2 separate regions of the Homo sapiens genome follow, and region 1 is linked to region 2. A link is an interaction called in ENCODE POLR2A ChIA-PET data of the cell type or tissue named here. Cell type or tissue: MCF 10A. All regions are shown on one strand. Each heading gives the region's core, and the rest is flanking DNA. Links, peaks and the distances in the headings are about the cores only. Region 1 has its middle 380 kb from the start of KCTD16. Region 2 overlaps KCTD16 (potassium channel tetramerization domain containing 16).

Evidence for each region. Peaks named below come from ENCODE experiments on the same cell type or tissue, not always from the same donor. Only the 100,000 strongest peaks of a DNase experiment are listed, where the experiment ranks them.
Region 1: POLR2A ChIA-PET joins it to region 2 with 5 read pairs; 1 of 35 experiments calls an interaction of 5 or more read pairs at or near these places.

Annotation. Positions count from the first base shown.
Region 1 is chr5:144,546,647-144,555,000 of GRCh38, reverse strand. No RefSeq gene overlaps it. Among named protein-coding and RNA genes, the nearest start is that of KCTD16, 380 kb to the right of the region's middle. In MCF 10A, for the core only: no CTCF peak of the experiment used is centred there; a DNase peak (open chromatin) is centred at 5,240.
Region 2 is chr5:144,464,706-144,473,059 of GRCh38, reverse strand. The region is part of intron 3 of KCTD16 (potassium channel tetramerization domain containing 16); the gene reads right to left. Among named protein-coding and RNA genes, the nearest start is that of KCTD16, 300 kb to the right of the region's middle. In MCF 10A, for the core only: a CTCF peak has its summit at 5,122; a DNase peak (open chromatin) is centred at 5,109.

The DNA.
Region 1 (8,354 bases), core at 267-8,266, 82 kb before region 2:
CCCCTGCATTATACCACGTATAAAAATTAACTCAAGACAGATTAAAGGCTTAAATGTAAAGCCTGGATACCATAAGCCATTGCAATAAAAACAAAATTGACAAATGGAACCTAATTAAACTACAGCATTTCTCTACAGCAAAAGTCACAATCAACAGAGTGAACAGACAATCTACAGAATGGGAGAAAATATTTGCGAACTGTGCAAAGGTTTAGTATCCACAATCTTTAAGAAACTTATACCAAAAAGCAAAAAAAAAAAAAACCCATTAAAAAGTGAGCAAAGGACACAAGCAGACACTTTTCAAAAGAAAACATACCCACAACAAACAGACATGTGATAAAATGCTCAACATCACTAATCATTAGAGAAATGCAAATCAAAACCACCATGAGGTACCATCTCACACCACCAGAATGGCTATTATTAAAAAGTCAAAAAATAACATGTTCTCAAGGTTTTATAGTAAAGACAACAGTTTTACACTGCCATTGGTAATGTAAATTAGTTCAGCCACTGTGGAAAGCAGTTTGGTGATTTCTCAAGGAACTCAAAGCAGAATTGCCATTTGACCCAGCAATCCCATTATTGGGTATATATTCAAAGAAATAGAAACCATTCTACCATAAACACACATGCACGTGTATGTTCATCATAGCACTACTAACAACAGCAAAGACATGAAATCAACCTAAATTCCTGCCCATCAATGGTAGGTTAGATAAAGAAAATGTGGTACATATACACCGTGAAATACTATGCAACCTTAAAAGAACATAATTATATTCTTTGCAGCAACATGGGCAGAGCTAGAGTCCATTATCTTAAATGAACTAACAAAGGAACATGAAACCTAAACTGCATATTCTACCTTATAAATAGGAGCTAAACGTTAAATACATTTGAACACAAAGAAGGCAACAAGAGACATCAGGGTGTCTGTTGAAGGTGGAGTGAGGGAGGAGAGTGAGGATAAAAAAAAATGCCTATCAAGTACTATGCTTATTACCTGGGTAGCAAAATAATCTGTATACCAAACCCCTGTGAAATGCAATTTACCTATATAACAAACATGCACATATACTCCTGTAGCTAAAATAAAAGTTTTAAAGAGTAGAATATGAAATAAAATACATAAAATCTAATTTTAACAAAAAAAGAAAGTTTTCACTTTATGGATCTAAAAAAATAAAAAATAGAAATGCTGCATGGTGTCCCAGTGTTAAAAACAAAACAGTGTGGCATTTCTTCAAAAAGCTAAAAATATAACTACCATATGATCCAGCAATCTTATTGCTGAATATTTATCCAACAGAAAGGAAATCAGTGTATTGAAGAGATATTTACACCCCCATGTTTATTGTGGCACTATTCACAATAACCAACTTATGAAATCATCCTAAGTTTACAATGACAGATGAGTGAGTAAAGAAAATGTTGTATCTATCCAAGGCCGGGCAGAGACACAACCAAAAAAGAGAATTTTAGACCAATATCCTTGATGAACATTGATGCAAAAATCCTCAATAAAATACTGGCAAACCGAATCCAGCAGCACATCAAAAAGCTTATCCACCATGATCAAGTGGGCTTCATCCCTGGGATGCAAGGCTGGTTCAATATACGCAAATCAATAAATGTAATCCAGCATATAAACAGAGCCAAAGACAAAAACCACATGATCATCTCAATAGATGCAGAAAAAGCCTTTGACAAAATTCAACAACCCTTCATGCTAAAAACTCTCAATAAATTAGGTATTGATGGGACGTATTTCAAAATAATAAGAGCTATCTATGACAAACCCACAGCCAATATCATTCTGAATGGGCAAAAACTGGAAGCATTCCCTTTGAAAACTGGCACAAGACAGGGATACCCTCTCTCACCACTCCTATTCAACATAGTGTTGGAAGTTCTGGCCAGGGCAATCAGGCAGGAGAAGGAAATAAAGGGTATTCAATTAGGAAAAGAGGAAGTCAAATTGTCCCTGTTTGCAGACGACATGATTGTTTATCTAAAAAACCCCATCGTCTCAGCCCAAAATCTCCTTAAGCTGATAAGCAACTTCAGCAAAGTCTCAGGATACAAAATCAATGTACAAAAATCACAAGCATTCTTATACACCAACAACAGACAAACAGAGAGCCAAATCATGAGTGAACTCCCATTCACAATTGCTTCAAAGAGAATAAAATACCTAGGAATCCAACTTACAAGGGATGTGAAGGACCTCTTCAAGGAGAACTACAAACCACTGCTCAAGGAAATAAAAGAGGACACAAACAAATGGAAGAACATTCCATGCTCATGGGTAGGAAGAATCAATATCGTGAAAATGGCCATACTGCCCAAGGGAATTTACAGATTCAATGCCATCCCCATCAAGCTACCAATGACTTTCTTCACAGAATTGGAAAAAACTACTTTAAAGTTCATATGGAACCAAAAAAGAGCCCGCATCGCCAAGTCAATCCTAAGCCAAAAGAACAAAGCTGGAGGCATCACACTACCTGACTTCAAACTATACTACAAGGCTACAGTAACCAAAACAGCATGGTACTGGTACCAAAACAGAGATATAGATCAATGGAACAGAACAGAGCCCTCAGAAATAATGCCACATATCTATAACTATCTGATCTTTGACAAACCTGAGAAAAACAAGCAATGGGGAAAGGATTCCCTATTTAATAAATGGTGCTGGGAAAACTGGCTAGCCATATGTAGAAAGCTGAAACTGGATCCCTTCCTTACACCTTATACAAAAATCAATTCAAGATGGATTAAAGATTTAAACGTTAGACCTAAAACCATAAAAACCCTAGAAGAAAACCTAGGCATTACCATTCAGGACATAGGCGTGGGCAAGGACTTCATGTCCAAAACACCAAAAGCAATGGCAACAAAAGCCAAAATTGACAAATGGGATCTAATTAAACTAAAGAGCTTCTGCACAGCAAAAGAAACTACCATCAGAGTGAACAGGCAACCTACAACATGGGAGAAAATTTTTGCAACCTACTCATCTGACAAAGGGCTAATATCCAGAATCTACAATGAACTCAAACACATTTACAAGAAAAAAACAAACAAACCCATCAAAAAGTGGGCGAAGGACATGAACAGACACTTCTCAAAAGAAGACATTTATGCAGCCAAAAAACACATGAAGAAATGCTCATCATCACTGGCCATCAGAGAAATGCAAATCAAAACCACTATGAGATATCATCTCACACCAGTTAGAATGGCAATCATTAAAAAGTCAGGAAACAACAGGTGCTGGAGAGGATGTGGAGAAATAGGAACACTTTTACACTGTTGGTGGGACTGTAAACTAGTTCAACCATTGTGGAAGTCAGTGTGGCGATTCCTCAGGGATCTAGAACTAGAAATACCATTTGACCCAGCCATCCCATTACTGGGTATATACCCAAAGGACTATAAATCATGCTGCTATAAAGACACATGCACACGTATGTTTATTGCGGCATTATTCACAATAGCAAAGACTTGGAACCAACCCAAATGTCCAACAATGATAGACTGGATTAAGAAAATGTGGCACATATACACCATGGAATACTATGCAGCCATAAAAAATGATGAGTTCATGTCGTTTGTAGGGACATGGATGAAATTGGAAACCATCATTCTCAGTAAACTATCGTAAGAACAAAAAACCAAACACCACATATTCTCACTCATAGGTGGGAATTGAACAATGAGATCACTTGGACACAGGAAGGGGAATATCACACTCTGGGGACTGTGGTGGGGTCGGGGGAGGGGGGAGGGATAGCATTGGGAGATATACCTAATGCTAGATGACACATTAGTGGGTGCAGTGCACCAGCATGGCACATGTATACATATGTAACTAACCTGCACAATGTGCACATGTACCCTAAAACTTAGAGTATAATAAAAAAAAAAAAATTAAAAAAAAAAAAAAAAGAAAATGTTGTATCTATAACAATGGAATACTATTCAGCCATAAAAAGAATAAAATCTTGTCATTCACAGCAACATAGATAAGCCTGGATTACATCATTTTAGGTGAATAAGTCAGGCAGAGGAAGAAAAAACCACAGGTTCTCACTTGTACGTGTGAGCTAAAAAGCTTGAGCTCACAGAAGTAGACAATAGAATTGTAGTTTTTTTGAGCCTTGGAAAGGTAAGGTGTAGAGAATGATAGTGAGACATTGGTTAATAAATACAAAATTGTAACTAGATGGGTGGAATTAGTTCTAATGTTTGATAGCTCTGCAGGATCACTATTAGTAACAATACTTTATTGTATATTTTCTAATAGCTAGAAGAGAGGATTTTTAATGTTCCCAACACAAAGAAATGATGAATGTTTGAAGAGATGGGTATACTAGTCCCTCTGATTTTATCATTACACATTATAAACATGTATAAAAACATCACTCTGCACTCCATAAATATGCATAATTATGTGTCAGTTAAAAATTAAATTAAATTTTATTAAAAGGAAATATTGAACAGCATTGCTGCTGCTGGATATGGGCAAGAAGAGGTAAGAGATATGAAGAGGTAGGGGACATGTGTATATGCTGTTGCATGCAAAGCACAATATTCATCTTTACATATCAGAAATTTGTGAAGAGCAAATTCCAATTTCCATTTCCCTGGTAATTTATCTGAAAAATTTCCCCACTAGTTTATAGAGTCTGTAAGAGCTGGGATAATATCGGCATTGTTTGTTGCCGCATTATCAACCCCTAGCAGAGTGTTTCATATATGGATGTTAATTAATAATTTTTCAATGAATGAATAAATTAATGAATGGCTTGAATAGAAATTTGGGCTCAGAGAACACATCACAACAGCAGTTACTCATATGCATTGACAGCAGAGTCTTTTACTGCTTTTGTGTGTCCAGAGTTTACAAACCTCCCAAGTTATTAGTGATTGCCATGACATAGAGGCACAAATTGATATCCTTGGTTTATAAAATAGTATAAAGACCAAACCAAGTAAATGTATCCAGCTCAAGAAGAAAGCTTGAACTAATATTAGTCATTCCTGAATATCTGTGGGCCTGGCTAGTCCTCGACAAATGTAGGGATAGAAAGTGGTTTATACAGTGAAGGAAACTGGCCAGTACACCAAGTATGTAGAAAATAAAACCTCAGTACAGCAGCATCAGTTCATACCCGGTTGCTAAATAATCAAGAAACAAGTGATATGCTTGCCAAGGCTTGTTGGGCAAGAAGCCAGGAACAAACACACAACACACTGAGCTCAGCAGAATATAAACAAGAGATTCCATATTCCTGTGGCTTTTCTGGAAGCAAAGAACTGTCCAACAGGCCAACCCCTTTAAACGCTTCAGTCAGCTAATGCAGAGCACTCTCAAGTGTGGGATGTGTAATATATGACATATTTGATTGGTTCAACTTAATAGCCCTAGACTATTATTATTATTATATGCTATCAGAAAGTAAGTTGGCCTCAGAATACAGAGGAGTTCATTTGACTATGACTAAATCCTATTATTTCAGTTATTTTAGAGGCATAAAACAATAACCATTTGTTACACGCACACATTCTGTAAATTAATGATACAGACAAGGCACAGCAGGGATGACTTCTCTGGTCCACAATGTCTGGTCCCTCAATTGGGAAAACTAGAATGGCTGGGAGTGACTTGAACACCTGGGACAGGAGTGATTCTTCATTTATGTGTAATATTGGGTCTGGATTCACTTGAATGCTAGTATCAGCTGGGACTGTTAACCACAGCTACCAACATATGACTTCTGCGGAGGGTTGGGGTTTCTCACAGCAGGACATCCTCAAGTTTGCTGGACCACTTTCATGGCAGTCAGAGCTTTATGAGCAGATTTTCCATATGATAAAGTGGAAGCTGCATGACCATTTATGGCTCAGTCTTGGAAGCCAAATAACATCAATTTTACTATACTCTCCAGATTCAACAGGAGGAGATATAAACCCACACTTTTCCATGGAAGGACTGTCAAAAATATGTAGCCGTGTTGAAACCACTGCATTAATTACTATCACTTAGCTTGTCATAAAATAAACTCAGATACTGAAAGTCATTGGAGCACAATGGTTAAATGAGTTCTGAGTTCAAATATAAGCTCTACTACTTATTGGTTATGTAACTTTGGTTACATTATTTGACCTTTCTTGGCTCAAGTTTCTTCCTCTATAGAAGAGGGATGATAAGTACCATGCTGTATTAGTCCATTCTCACACTGCTATGAAGAAATACCCAAGACTAGATAATTTATAAAAGAAAGAGGTTTAATTACTCACAGTTCAGCATGGCTGGGAGGCCTCAGGATACTTACAATCATGGCGGAAGGCACCTTTTCACAGGGCGGCAGGAGAGAGAATGAGCACAAGCAGGGGAAATGCCTGATGCTTATAAAACCATCAAATCTCATGAGACTTATTCACTATCACCACAACAGCATTCGAGAAACCCCATGATTCAATTACTTCCACCTGGTCGCAATCAACATGTGGAGATTATTACAACTCAATGTGAGATTTGGGTGGGGACACAGAGCCAAACCATATCACAGGTCTAACTCATAGAATATTGATAAGAATTAAACAAGTTAATAAAGTGATTAACACAGTATCTGAAACAAAGGAAACACCAATAAATGTTAGCTGTTACTATGTTTTTGTATATCAAATATCAACATAGTGGACAGCAACCAGTACCAGTAATTGTAACAGTCTCTAGGGATACAAAGATGAATAATATGAAATCAGATACGTTGAATAGCTCATACTTAAAATACAGAGAAGACTTATAAAATTACAAGAGCATTTAATATGTATATAAATGAGATAAGTTTGTATAACACCTTATACACTGGTCTTGGAATCAGAAGCTAGAACTGGAGAGACAAGGTGACTGCTGTGCCTTGATTGTATCATTAATTCACAGAATCTGTGAGTGTAACAAATTGTTATTGTTTTATGCCTCTAAAATAACTGAAATAATAGGATTTAATCATAGTCAAATTAACTATGGAGAGAAACACTGGTCTTAGAATTAGAAGCAAGAACTGAAGACCAGAATCTGATACTTTCTAGCTGTTTCACCCGCTCAAGCCACTGAAATCCCTCCAAACATGATTTTTCTTTATCTATTAATTAAAAGTAGTGCAGCATTTTCTACCTATATCATAGAGATGCTGCGAAGATTAGTGAAATAGAGCAGATAGAAGTATTTCGTGAACTCTAATGTGCTGTGTATACCTAAGCTGCCATCATTGCCCAGGCTTCATACTGAACCCTACATAATGGGATTTAATCACTTAAGCCTCAACCCTACACTGTGAGTCCCAGGCCCTGTCTCCAAACCAATTTCACATACACACACACACAAAAAGACTCTGTAACATTACAGAATTTAAAATCCCATAGTTCAGTAGGTGTATTTTTTAAAAATACTCCTTGGCCAAATATTTGCAAACTATTTCTCTCTTCTGTTACACATCAGGATTTAATCTAAATTCCAAGCTAGATAATTTTCTGGGCAGAATGGATGTTACAAAGAACTACATGAGTCACTTGTGTGCTGGCATGTCATTTTTTGCAATAAGTCATAAGAGATAAGTCCCAGAACATGGTTTTCTGAAAGTTATTAAAAATAAAAATATTTTAAGTTCATCCCTTTATACTGTTTAAATACTTACAACATTACTCTCCTGCAGTAGGAAGAGATGGAACTTCAAAGGAATGTATTATCATCATATGAATAGATATTTTTGCATTATGAAAGACTTACATGGCATGTGAATATGAGTAGCGCCTTCAGAGTGTTTGGTCATAGCAGAAATTGGTCTTGAATAGCTTGTGCACATCACTGCTTATGAGAAGGCAATCATAGTAGCTTCGAGTCTATTACTCTATATGACACAAGAGTGACACAGGTGATTGCTCTTACTAAATTGAGATGAGTCCAAAGGTAGAAATGAAACTAAATGCACAAATGGAAAAACTGATAGCATTTGGCTACTGGTGGATGTGGGAAGAGAAAGGGAGATTACAAGTGGGAAGAGAAAGGAGGAGATTACAAGCTTCTGAACATTGATGCTAGGAGTCTTGTAGATAGTGCCTATCTGATAGTTGAGAGAAAAGATTATGATCTTAGAAGGATGTGCTCAAAATACAAGATGAAGATTCAAGAGCCATCAGACTAAAACTAAGAATGGAAGAATTCACCAACAAAGAGAGTATAGGGAAAGAAGTCCATCAGTGTACCAGAAACCTTAGGGAGAGGGAAGAATCAGAAGAGCCTGTCAAGATGGAAAAAAAAAATGATCAGAAAGTAA
Region 2 (8,354 bases), core at 139-8,138:
AACTCTGTTAATTCAGTAGTTCCAATTTCAGTCTCCATACAAGGAAACTAAGACCCTAAGAGTTTGAGAAACTTGCCAGAGTTTGTACAATTTGAAAGTGGCAGAGCTGAGATTTGAATACAGATCTTGCAAGGGCCATAACCATGCCAATTAACCATTTTATTCAGTATCCTTGTTAGTAAAATCGTTGCTTCTACTTCAAAACAATTTTCAAGTTATAACTTCTCTGAATTTCTTGTTAACCTCTCCTCAGAAGTGTTTGCTTTTTTCTCCTCTCTGAATTATAGTTCTACTTTGTAAATACCTCTATTATTGCACATGTTACATTTTGTTATATATCATATTAGCTACTAGGCCATGAGCTCCTTAGTATGAGCATAGTGAAGTATCCGTTGTTGTAATACCAGCAAATATGCCAAGGAACAATGTAGAAATTCAATAAAAGACCATATTATAACTTATAAGTACCTGGATCTAGCCACACCTGAAGCTAGTCTTGCCAGTGAGCTTTTCATTTATATGATAAACTATATTCTGTGTCATTTTTTAAGCCAATATGAGTTCCTCTTCTCCCTTTCCTCTGAGTCTTGACTCATAATGCTGCATTTAGCAATTTGAAGGCAGAGCAATGTTGCAGATGCACAGTGGCTCCGTGAACCAGGAAGAAAAAGTCCACAATCATGGCACAAAGCAACTTCCTAAAAATAAATCACTGCCCTCCACTTCCACCCTCTGAACAGCCACAGTCTTCCTGGAGTCATAAACTTAATACTATTTACCGATCATGTATTACATGCTGGGCACTTCTACAATTCTTTGTACTTAATCCATAAAAGTAAAGAGAACAAATTCCCTTATGATATTGAGGACAAGGATAACGTAGTACCTTTATACAGTTTTAAAGGAGACCCCATTTTGATTTACACTATATCTTATTCTCATGAATAATAGGTCACATTATACAGGATGTTACCTTATTGCCATTTCTAATATAGTCAAAGTAGAGAAAACTTAGAATGAAAACTATTAGGAAAATTACATCCTATCTTCTTGTATAAAGTCTGTTCTTTACATATTAAATGATTTAAACATACATACCAACTTATCTCCATATAATTTTTTAAGAGAAAGTAAAACAAAAGTTTCTATAAATCACAACTCCAGAAGTATCCCTAAATTATACCCACTCTTTCAAGTCATTTTCTAAAATGTGACTGAGTAATCATCGTATTTATAGAGCCATTAAATTAAATGCAACAATCCAATTAGCCAAAAAGGAATCACAACAGCTGTATTGTTCTAGTTATGTCATGCTATTATACATTTTCCATGCAATACAGAAACTGTTCAGCATATACCAGCTGGTGACTGAAAATATCAGTAATAGAAAATGCTTTCTGTCTGCCAGCATACATTTTGAGGGGATCATTTTTTACCTTTACTAGGCAGAATATGCTTCTGCTTCCCCAAACTCGGCAACCCCTATACCAAAATGACTTAACTGAGAAATGGTTCCAATGAATTGCGCTGAAGAAAAGTAATCACATCAAACCAGAGACAATCTGGTTTTAAACCTTTTTGGAAAAGTGTAGAAATTGAATTTAGCTTTTACAAAAAGAACAGGAAGAGGGGAAATACAAAAAGGAAGAAGAGAAGAAATATATGCTGGGATACACCTATTACCTTAAAGCAAGATTACAAAATATTTTGGCCATAAACCCTGCTGAACAAGTAGAGAAGCAATTGCTGTCTTTTTGTCCAAGAGTCAGTCACCTTCCCCATGGTAAGCTTATTTCATTCAATGGACCCAGAAGGAAACTTGAGTCTTCTACAAAAGTGTTTGTTTGGGGTTTTTTGTTGTTGTTTGTTTGTTTTTTGAGACAGAGTCTTGCTCTATCGCCCAGGCTGGAGTGCAGTGGTGCTACGATCTCAGTTCACTGCAACCTCCACCTCCTAGGTTCAAGTGATTCTCCTGCCTCAGCCTCTTGAGTAGCAGGGACTACAGATACCTGCCACCACGTCCGGCTAATTTTTTGGTATGTTCAGTAGAGAGGCGGTTTCACCATAGCCAGGCTTGTCTTGAACTCCTGACCTCAAGTGATCTGCCCGCCTTGGCCTCCCAAAGTGCTGGGATTATAGGTGTGAGCCACTGCACTCAGTCTTCCAAAAGTTATTTTAACAACACAAACACCATCATGTGAAAAATTTCTGTATATTCATGTGGAAAGTTGCATGAAGCCCTCACTATGTGCCAAGCCAGGAACCTGGCAATGGTGCAGTTATTTCCTCCCTGAACTGCTGGGATGATCATGTATTTAAATGTCATCTGGGATCCTCCTGCTACCAAACAGAAGTATTGCTTTCCACTTATTCTGGGCACTATCACTATCAAAGGGGAATTGAACAACTTAATTCTAGTGGAGGTTGTCATACTACCATGTTTCCAGATTTTATGAGAACATTTGACTGTTTTACTTGCCATTTATTTTGGCAAGATAATTTATGAGATGGCTTCTGAAGTCTATGTATTATATTAAACCAAAAAAGAAAGATAGGATCAGAAGGGCCCCATCCAGCTGATCCAATATTATAGGATTAATAGTACTACAGCCCAACTGTAGTCCTACATGAAGGGTTGTTGTGAAGTTTGAAAAATAATCAAATGTGAGAAGATAACCACCCCATATCTTTTCTAGGAGCACTGTCTGCCTGACTACCCTCTTCCCAAGAACCTAATTACAAGCAAAGAGGTTTTAAATCAGAACACAGAAATGACACATGTAAGCTCCAGACCCCTTTGACCTTGCAGTCCCACTGTGATATGCTTACAAGTCTTGGGAAGTGTGGAAAGATCTATGAAAGGTCAGTTCTGTAACACAAAGTATTCTAGAATCCCCCCAATTATACCAAATAACGATCTCATAAATACCTTAGTACTTCAAGTTGCAATGTATTTTGCTTCCAATTTGCTGAAGTTTCAATACTGGCTGGAATAATTCTCTCCATTTGGGGAGAAAATAGGTTACAATTGATTAGCCAGATGTGGGAAGAAAACCATTTCATTCCAAGAAAAGTCTGATTTATTGATATTAAAAAAGCAGGAAATCTATTGCCTGTTTGGGGAGTTATTATCTAGTTGCTGGTCAGAGAGCCTAATAGCTCTACCTTGTTTTTTAATAAGTCATTGCTGAATTTGTTGAATATTATATGATTTTTGGTGCCTGCTGCATAACAGTGGCTTGATAAATGTTTGATGAATAATCAGTGAATGAGCTGAACACATATGTTGAATTGTATCAAGTTGATAACATGGCAGTGCAGGTCTCAGGCGCCAGAGTCAGACTTCACAATTTGTCACCTATGAGACCTTACATAAATTACTTCAACTCTCTGAGCCTCAGTTTACTCATCTGAAGAATAAGGCTGTTAACAGCATTCTCTTCACAGGGCTTTGAAGAAAATTAAATGAGATAGCTAATGTAAAGGATGTTTCATAATTTGCGGCACACTAAGTATTCCATTCAATTACACATCTTTGTTTTACTACAATGCTGACGCTATTCCATATAAGGGAAACAAATCAGGGGCTTGCTATATAATTATAATGTTTCCATCAATACACTACACAGCTAATACTTAGATCTAGCTGGAATATCACATTAGTAATGACACCGATGTTACAGCTGGATGCCTCAGGAAAATGTGTATTCAGTAGTTAGTAATGTCTGCCTCAGCACAGGAATGGTGAGTGAGTGACCACAAGCGCATACTGTGTCTGGGACATGGTGTGTGAACAGAGGATGTTTTTGGAAAAAAAGGAGTCTTTATAGTGCAGTGCTTAAAATTTCACAAATGGATAAGCCCTTCAGGATAAAGATTGACTTGAAAACACATCAAATAAACTTAAATCCAGAACGGGAAAGAATTTGCATTTTGGATTAAACAGGGAGAGGCAGGAAACTAAGTTATATTAAGTCCTTAAAGCCCTAAATCTTCAAGCATTTTACAACTTAGAAAAACTGAGGACTAATCAAGCAAATTGTATGATTAGACTTGGCCCCCTTCCACTATAGACCTCACTGTGGCAGTTCTTACTGATAAAGAAGAACTTAAACAGAAAAGACTACAGAATATTTCTCCTCTATGAAAAATTCAAACCGAGCTGAGTGAAACATGACTTAGCAAACTCACAAAGTGCTTATGCATTTTTAAAAGCTCTGCAATGTACCCACACTTCAAATTTTCCGCCTGCTAATGGTTGTGAGCACAATGCACATCATTTACTGCAACAGCTGGGAAAACTGCTTTCCCCTGTCTTCTCTGTCAATGATGTAGGAGCCTGCCAGTCTGGGAGCTAGGTGGCCAGATTTAATTTATCGAGGCTGCTGAAAGGCTTTCTTGGTATCCCAGTTGAAAAGTCAATAATGGCCAAATTGATGTTTTTATAATTCTGCTAACCTTGAAAACGATATTGCATAGTGGAGATTGGGAATAGGCAGGCTATGAGAGCTTCTGAAAAAAGTTTGTCTTCAAGCTTGACAATCATCATTTCTTGCTTGCAGTTGACCGTTTTTACTCATGAGCAGTTGGTCTTGGAGGGGCCCAGTGGGGGCTTCTATTGAGAGATGGTTAGTACGGGCAAGAACAGACAGTTAAACTAGCCACGCATCCATCAGAGTCAGTCAGGAACACAGGCACCTCACCAGTTACCTGAACGGGAAGAATTTAACGTAAGTATTGGTTAGACAGACATGGGAGAAGTGAAAATGCAAACAGGTAACAGTGAAGAGACAAAGATAGTGGCTGCAGGAGGTGGCTACCATCCTTAAGTCTGAGGAGACAAGTAAAAGAAAATGCAGTTATTAGAACCTAAAAGCTTAGAGGAGGCATTGTGTGGAGGTTGGACCCAGACATCTGAGGAGGGCATGTGGCCTGCTGGTGCTGATGTTTCTGAAGCAGCCTGGCTCAGGGGATTATAGAGGGGAAAAAAGGGAAGCTGAAACCAACTGCTTTTGGAGTAAACAAAAGCTGGGCTGCCGCTGATAGGAGCAAGGGGCAAGCAAGGAATTCTTCCCATGTTTTAGTGTCTCCCTCTAGCACCCTCTATTGACAGAGCCTAACAGAAAGCCAGCTGGGCAAAGGAAAAGTGTAGTTAGCCTGTGTGGTTAACCCAAATCCCAGTCCTGGCATCACAAATAGAGTATAAAGGGGTGTGTTTGGAGCTGAGAGACAACACCTTAATAACCAGGACACTCCCTGCGAGGGATGCAAAAGACATGAAAGACACTCTTGACCTGCAGGAATGTGTGCTCTACTGCACAAGCTAGGAAATGAAAATTAAAACAAACAAACAAAAAATCACCTCACTTCAGCTCCTGCCCTGCCAGCCCTTTTCTATACCTCAATGTTTTGTGTGTGATCTTCCCTTTGCCAGCCACGCATCTTTCTACTTTCAGGCTAGTCCCAACCTCCTCCTGCCCGTTGCTTTCACGGCACCATAATGTGTAAACACGGGTGGGTTTCTAGGTTTATTGGCTTAATGTCTGCTTTCCACACTAGACTGCAAGGGATGTGCTTGTTTCCTTCTGAATTCTAGAGTGTGCTCCAGGGCACACACAGATCAGCATGCCAGGGCATACAGTAGCAGATGCTCATTGAATATCTGTATGATAAATGAATGGGGGAGGAAGCCTGCTGTGTACAGACAGCAAAGTTTAGTTAGAGTGTGTGAATGTGTGTGTGACAGAGTAAACCTTCCACCCAAAAAGAAAAATGGATTGAAAATTCTGACATGCAAAAGACATTAGAATGGAAAATATTTAGGCATATTGCTAGACAGTTAATATACATATGACAAAAACATACTGACCCAGAGAGAAAAATGGCAAAATCTACAGGCCTATCAAGAACTTTTAAAGTGTTTTACGTATATGTAATATATATAGTGTTATATATATTATATATAATATATATAACACTATATATATTATATATAATACATATAGTGTTATATATATTATATATAATATATAGTGTTATATATATTATATATAATATATATAATATATATAGTGTTATATATATTATATATAATATATATAATATATATAGTAACGGTTAACTCTTCCAAACCAGAAACTTGCTGAAATTCTAATAATAGATACTATTTATTGAGAACTCCCTATGTCTTGTTATTGTGCTCAGCACTTTACATAATTTTATCTTCACAATAATCCTATTAGTGAATGGTGAATTTGTAATAATCTCATTAGTCAATTAGGATGCTATTCTTTTCTTTTCATGGAAGAAGAAACTGTAGCTAAAAGTGGTTAATTATTTGATCCAAAGTTATAAAGTTGACAAGTGGTGAGAATTAAAACTCAGATATTTTTAAATACAAAGCATCTGGTTTTTATTTAGTGGACACAATATTCAAACATGAAAATTTTCTATGAGGGATATTTAAAAGTATTAACAGAGTGAAAGAGTTTAAATACTGACATTAAACATGACTGCCCCAGTGATTCCAGCCCTTCAATAACTTCTAAAAGTAACCAGCTATTTGAACAACTTAAAAATCCAGGCTTTCTGAGGTCTTTTATCATTATATTTATATATAAAATTTAACCTCCTTTCCCTCTGCCCATTGGAAATAATTGAAAATGACTACATGAAGGACACAGTGTCAGTGGTGCTCTTCCTGATGTGTGGGACATCTTGTATCCTTCCACCATTATTTAGTTCTACCAGGGCTGCCTTGGTAGCAATCACCAGTGTGTGAAGTGTGCACTTAATTAGCTCATGAAAAAAAAAAAAAAAACCCTAGCTAGTGAACTAAGATATAATATTTGCTAATATTACTTAATGAATACTCAACAACCAATCAGTATGTGATATCTCCTCCAACAGAGAAAAAACATATGGCCGGGTAGGCTGGCTCACACCTGAATCCCAGCACTTTGGCAGGCCAAGGCAGGAGGATCACCTGAGGTCAGGAGTTCGAGACCAGCCTGACCAATATGGTGAAATCCCGTCTCTACTAAAAATACAAAAATTAGCCAGGCATGGTGGCAGACGCCTGTAATCCCAGCTACTTGGGAGGCTGAGACTGGAGAATCACTTGAACCCGGGAGGCGGAGGTTGAAGTGACCAGAGATTGCGCCATTGCACTCCAGCCTGGGTGACAAGAGCAACCGGTCTACAACAATCTATAGTTTATTGGCAAATGCAAACTTAAACTTCTATTAATCCTCCTGGCAAAAAAAAAAAAAAACAAAAAAGTTAAATTTGGAGCAATTGTTCAAGAGCTACAGAACCCTGTGAATTTTATGAGAAACGCAGGTGGAAAAGAACTATCTTAAAACATTTATGAGTCATAAACTACTTGGAAGGGAATGAGGGTTGACCAGAAAATGTAGAATGCATCAGAAGCATGTCCATGATAAGGCCAATCAGGATGCTCATGCAGAAGCTCAGTGCTGGCAGACCTACACGACCACAGTAGTGGTTTGAAAAGAGAATCGTGTGAGACCCAGAAGAGACCTGAGAGGCCACGAGTGCCCTCATTTTTACAATGAGGAAACACAGCCTGGAGAAAGAAAGGGTGTCAGGTATACAGTTGGGAAGGTACAAAGCCACATGGACAGAAGGTAAATACAGCAAAACCCGCTGGATAGTGTTTCACATCTGGACAGTCTATCATCTGGGAAAAGGAATTAAAAAGCTCTGAAGAAGAGTACATTGTTGATTACAGTGAAGATAAACACAGGACAGGGTACTTCGAAGAAAGAAGATTCCTGAAATATGATCACATGCCTAATGTCCAGAAAGGCGAGAGAGAGAAAGAGAGAGAGAGAGAGTGAGAGAGAGAGGGGGGGGAGAGAGAGACTATGTATGTGATAAGACTGATCTACATTTATCAAACACCTATCCTATGCTAGACATTTTACTTGTATTATTTCATTGAATCTTTGCAATCAGCAAAGGGAGGTAAAAATTACAATGCTTAATCTCTACCTTCTAGGGCAAATAGGTAGCTAGAGAAGAACAAATGTTACCAGATGCCAGAAAGGGTAACCTTCCATCACAGGGATTTACTCATAATCAAGATCTAAAAGACTTTCTTTTTAAAATGCATATATTTTTGGGAGAAGAATAAATCTCAGACAACTCAGTGTGAATTAGTTTATCACAGTACTTGGGCCCAACAGAGAGGGAAACCTGGAAACTCACATTAGTGATCAATGCCTAACAATTCGCAGCTATGAAGAAGAAGAAGAGGAAGAAGAAGAAGAAGAAGAGGAAGAGGAAGAGGAAGAGGAGAAAGAGGAATAGGAAGAAGAAGAAGAAGAGGA